Regions from separate parts of the Mus musculus genome. Here region 1 is linked to region 2. Evidence: chromatin loops called from intact Hi-C (ENCODE). Cell type or tissue: heart. All regions are shown on one strand. Links, peaks and the distances in the headings refer to the core of each region. The heading gives the core; the rest is flanking DNA. Region 1 has its middle 17 kb from the start of Gm34441. Region 2 has its middle 7.4 kb from the start of Gm38820.

Region 1 (2,917 bases), core at 170-2,669, 290 kb before region 2:
CTTCATAAAATAAGTAAACAAACAAACAAACAAACAAAAACATAAGAATCAAGAAAAGGAGTGAAGATTTGCCTTCAGGTTTTATATCCGAGGTGCATAAGAAATGACACACATCTTCTGTGGTTAGAATTGGGTCTTATGTCTTAGATATCTTGTTATGCGTATGTAAGAACTCTAAACCCTGAAATATTAGTTAAGATCCGTGCTATTCAACATGTATCCATTAACGCTTGCTTTATCACAAACCACTTCAAAACCCAGGGTCCTAAAATCACTATCGTTTACTTAGCTCAGGAATCTCAGCATTGACTTCTGGGATGTGGATCAGCAGGGACGGACCTCTTCTGGATTTTGCTGGATCCTCTTGCGTAGCTTGATGATTTTGGCTGAGCATGTCATATCTCTGCTTCACCAGGGTAGCCCAGGCCATTTCCTCAGAAGCTGATGGGAATCTAAGAGGTTAGAAATCTTTAAGCCAAACCTGCTGGAGGCCCAGGCTCAATCAGAAACTAACAAAATCATGTCAAAATTAATAAAACTATGTCAAAAGGCAGCAATGTGGAGGGAGGGATGATGCCCAGTCTCTTTGGCAACAAATGTATCTGAGGCATGGGCAATTTTGTGACATTCCTTGGAAAGAAAAGTATCCCAGAGACCCTTCTTTTCAAATTTGTAGTGATATAATTACATGAGAGTCTAACTTTTATTAAATTTGTCCTTACATGATTAGGGTCTTTAAAAAATGAGGCTGATTTAGGATCTGACGTGTAACTTCCAATTTCTGTTCTTCACATAAAACTGAGCAGCAGCGATATTTTCATAGGCTTCGCGTTGCCACAAGTGTTAAGTAACGATTGACCCTCCCTGGAGTTCTCTATTGGGGTACTTGCTGGAAGCTGCTCCAGTAATTTTCAGCAGTGCTTTATCTATGAGATGATCTCCCTCTTAGCTGTGCGGGGCTTTCAGATGCATTAATATAGCTTAATATCTCTTCCTGTTGTGTATCTAATTAAAAGCTTGTTGGATTTTCAAAGAAGAATTCATACACCCAAGCACTGGTAATAAAGTCTGTTAATAACCAGGACGAAAACATCACCATGGGACAACAGCAACTAGACACAAGGGATCAGGCAAAGACAGCCAGCCTCCTGAGCAGGCCACTGCTGCCGAGGTGAGCAGAGGATCGGTGTAGGGGTGTGAGTCCTGTTCCGCTCTGGACCCAAGGGTCCAGGTTCTGGAAAAAGGAGCTCATAAAGCTGCCCATTTGCCTTCCAGCTTCCAAATCCTTCATTCTTTCAGGGCTGCCCTTGGCCTCACAGGTCTTCACAGCGGGTAATGCTGCACTAGTAAGAATTGGCCACCAGATGGCACCAACTCTGCGCTAAAGCGCTCTCGGACTCGCACAGATCCTATGGAAAGAGCTATTCAGGAAGATGGCCTCTCCCGGAATTCCCAGCAGCTTGCTTTTCTCTTCCTCTTTTCACCCCATTAAAAATTAGATTCCTTCCAGAAGCATTTTCGCATGATTTTGGAGTTAGAGGAAATAAGTGTGTGTGTGTGTGTGTGTGTGTGTGTGTGTGTGTGAGAGAGAGAGAGAGAGAGAGGGGGAGAGAGAGAGAGAGAGAGAGAGAGAGAGAGAGAGAGAGAGAGAGAGAGAGAGAGAGAGAGAGAGAGAGAGAGAGAGAGAGAGAGAGAGAGAGAGAGAGAGAGAGAGAGAGAGAGAGAGAGAGAGAGTTGTTGTTAGGCTATCACAGTAGGGATAGAAGAGAAGGAGTTTGTGGGATCACAAGGACTTTAAGGGCAATCCTTCACTCTTACAACGCTAGGGGGCAGCCTCTCCTGGACATTCATAGCAGGTTGCTCTCCTTATATCTCTCTTCAAGTCAAACACTGAATGTCTTTCTCCTCTCCAACCCCAAATTATGTATTTTATTTATTCTTTTCTTCTTCAACATAGGGTAGTGACATCTCATCTATAACATCTGTTACCCACATCGCTTTCACACTCCAAACTCCCCCCGCCCCCCCCCCCCCCGTCTCTGCACAGCTCTCACCCCCAAGCATACCTGTTGCCATTGACAACATCTCCCTCTGCTCTGCCCCTCAGCCTTCCTCTCCTCTCCGCGGTTGCTGAATGGCACTGCCTTTGTTTGACCATAGTTTGATTACACAGGCCTTGATATTGACACCAGGGATCCAGCCGTGACAACTGCAGCTGAACCCTTACAGATGGCTCAAAGTTGGTGAAAGAAACGGAAACTGTGGTGTTCAAATGGTGACTTTGTCCCATGGGATATTTAGCAACGTGTATAGACATTTAAGAAGGGACTTTCCTCCTGGTACCTACTGAAGAGAGGGCAAGACTCCTGCTACTTGTCTTAGGATGCACAACTTGCAACAACAGATTGTCCAGCTCTCAAATGCCACGGGTGCCGAGGCTTACTGGGGGCTGGTAATCACTGCAGGGAGAATGACAGGAGACTCTGGCATATGGAGTCTACTCAAGACTTTCTGGGCCGACGTGCAATACAGAAAGCTGTTGGGCCACTCTCTTAGAACAATAGACATTATTCTAAGGGTCATTGAGTGCCACCGGTGGGAGATTTGGAGCCTTATAACCAGGGAATGAGATGGCTCCGTTTAGTCTCTGGCTTGAATCAGTTCTTGACTGGACCCTATGGAGAATATACTGGTATGTGATGATACTTCTAAAATAAACCGGAATTAACCATATTTATTTATTTATTTTATTAAACGAATAGGTTGGATACACATCTTAAGATATTCTGAAATGTTATCATTCTTTTCTTCATGGTCAGTACTGTGGTTTGGGTAGCGACCCCCAAAGGCATCCATATATCAAGAGCTGTTGCTCAGCCTGCCATGCTAGGCATGGGTAGAATCACTAGGAACTGGG
Region 2 (2,917 bases), core at 243-2,742:
CTGCAAAATGAGAATAATTAGAATGACAATCTCTTGCATATTCTGTTTTAAAGACTTATTGAAGGAATCAAATGCATAATAAGCTTAGAAATTTGCAAGGTTTCCTATGATATGAGGACTCTTTCTTTTTTCACTACTACAAGTGGTCGATAATAAAGCGAGTGCCACAAAGATGCCTGAAGATGGAGTAATAGTACTCACCGTCTATTCATTTAAACTCTAAGTTAATATTTTCTAAGACAGATTAGGTATACTTAAACTGTGCTCCATAAACTTTTAATCAGACATGCCAAATGTCTTACGGTCCAGTTTGGCAGGAGTAACTCGTTGCCTTAGTCATTACTTCCATAAACAACACATTGAGGGCTTAAATCACCACCACGGAGAGAAAGGCTATTTGCCAAGCATCCTTTGGTCCATGAGCCTCACCAATTGACAGTTATCTGAATGAGTATAAGGAGAGGCAGTTGGATCCAAGACATCTGAACTGACTCCTGCCAAGTGGCAGGAACAATTTTAGTGCTGCTGAGAACCTGACTGCAGTTGCCGCCTCCTCCGCCTTCTTCCTTCCTCCTGTCCTTGAGCTCACAGATGCCGCCTGCCTTCTGCTCTCTCCTTTACCAGCTTCTTGCATTTCCATGTTTCTTTGCACCCGCTTTTCTAGCTGCAGATTCTCATTTCTGAGTTTTCCTCTGTCTCTCTCCACCCCCATACGCATGGTCGCATGGTCGTAGACTGGCTTCCTGGTGGGCCTGTGGTTTCCTTCCCTCACCCCAGTAAAGGTGGCCAGACAAGCTTTTGCTGCAGCAGGGACAACTCATCCTCCTGCCCAATCATGTCCACTGTGCCAGCATCTTGACTTTGCTTCTCCTGCTTCACCTGGATCATCCACCCCGACATAGTTGTCCTGCCCAGTCAGGTCCCCCCCCCCCCCAAGCCCAAGAGTGAACAGAGTGGCCCCAACCTTCTCTCTGCCAGAATGTTATCACCATTCCAGACAGACTCTAAAATCCTCAGCCCTAGTTTGAAGCTAGTCTGTCATTTGGCTTCTTAGTGTTTCAAACTGATTCATCACCAGTGACACTTTGATATCATGTTCAGTGAATGAACGAAAGAATCAGGAATAAAGGAATAGCTGTTCTTCACATGATACAGGGTGCTGCACTAGAAATGGATGGATTTGAGCTTAGGGCTGTATTGAGGCTTCAGCTGTTTATTCACTGGGTTTGAGAAACTCACCATTCTGTCTACTCTTCTCAGTAGCTAAAGGTAACTCTTACACCCAGGCCTGTGATGGTGTCTGGGGTTCCTAAGTAAATGGTTTACCATGGACCATCCTAACCTCACACCCCTGGGAATCAAGGAAATAATACTTTAAATCTTATGGTGAACAAACTGCAAAATTATAAGGAAAGACACTACCTGTCCTGTTCCTCCCACTCTCATTTTCTTTCTCATTTTTTTTCTCCTAGAAATGTATTTTAAGATTTTGGGTTACTTGAGTTTTTGGTGAATATGGATCATAAATAATTTTATAAACATTTTCCTTTAACACATACTGACTAAGAAGCACTGCTCTCAAGTTCAAGGTGGTCCAGAGCTCTGTGGTTTTCTAGAATTGATCACTTGTTCCTGAGTGGCCATGTACTGTGGGAGACTTGGGCTAGATAATACTACTAAGTCTGGGGCCACTGTATACTGTGAACACAGTGCCCTGGGGCCACTGTATACTATGAACATGGTTCCCTGGGGCCACTGTATACTATGAACACAGTGCCCTCTGGTGTTGGGATTACAGAGCCCTATTTGGGTCCTTTAGCAGGTGCTTTTGAATATCCTTCACAACTCACTCACCCCTTACCTTTTTAGGTTTTTATCTTTTTATTATGTTCCTCACTTACTACTGTACTCATATGGACAATGTATGCTATCTATCTATGTAGCCATTTCTTTCCTAAGTACCCACGGAGTCCCTTTCATTAAGTAGGGCACATTCACAGACATTAGAATAATGAAGAATGAGTTGGCATGGTACCTGAGATCAGAAAGACCAGAATAAACAATTAAGTAAGTAGACACATATATCAATCGTGAATTGGCAAAGTAGCAAAACAAAACAAAACAAAACAAACAAACAAACAAATCTAAAGTACTCTGATGAGGGTTCATAGAAAGAGGCTTGCAAACATAGAATGTTCAGAGAAGACTTTCTAGGGACAGAGCCCTGAAGGATGCCAATGTATTAGCCATGCAAAGACCAAGGGAGAAATGTCAGTAGATGAATGAATGAGAGGTGTTAAAGCTTGAGGAGAGAGTTAGCCTGCTATGCTCCACCAACTGAAGGGAGATCCATGTCCTACACATAGGGGGACCCACAGGACAGAGCTGTTGGGGTAGTTTCCCATATAGAAACACCATTCATGCCCGACTTTCTGTGCCATGAGAACTCTTTATCTAGCTTGAAAACACATAGCCTGTCTTGGGCTGGTATTCTGTTGAAGATTCAGTTGTGAGCATACAGACCACCTCTACCAGTGAGACATGCTCCTAGCTGCACCAGTGCTGCATGTGTGCTCTGATGTCCTTCCCCACAGATTCTCTTCATAGTGGTTCTTATTTCCCTATACCTGTTATAACCTCTTGTTCCTGAGGAATCCAGGCTGAGCAGTCATCAGAATGAGATACCCTGGATCATCAGCCAGGAACAAATCCGGACCCCAGGCTGAACTCCTGAGATCACATCCCTAAAGTATGTTCTAACTGGAATCAACAGGAAAGGTTATGTTCTTCTCTTCATGATGGGGTTCTTGTTTAGCTGCCCATGGCCACATCCTCTGCTTGGAGGAGAAAAATGTGTACTTTCAGAGAGGATGAAGTAAAGAAGACAGGTAGATAGGAGATGGTGGCAGGATTTGAA

The links. Hi-C counts contacts between places; a loop is a spot of excess contacts. Peaks named below come from ENCODE experiments on the same cell type or tissue, not always from the same donor. Only the 100,000 strongest peaks of a DNase experiment are listed, where the experiment ranks them.
Region 1: it touches region 2 in a loop (12-fold over the local background); 10 of 42 quality-filtered maps call a loop at or near these places.

What each region holds. Positions count from the first base shown.
Region 1 is chr6:55,518,614-55,521,530 of GRCm38, forward strand. No RefSeq gene overlaps it. Among named protein-coding and RNA genes, the nearest start is that of Gm34441, 17 kb to the right of the region's middle. In heart, for the core only: CTCF peaks have their summits at 1,336 (motif pointing right) and 1,857 (motif pointing right); a DNase peak (open chromatin) is centred at 1,358; H3K4me3 peaks cover 674 bases; H3K27ac peaks cover 290 bases.
Region 2 is chr6:55,810,784-55,813,700 of GRCm38, forward strand. It overlaps a transcript of Itprid1 not described here. Among named protein-coding and RNA genes, the nearest start is that of Gm38820, 7.4 kb to the left of the region's middle. In heart, for the core only: a CTCF peak has its summit at 1,771 (motif pointing left); no DNase peak of the experiment used is centred there; H3K27me3 peaks cover 900 bases.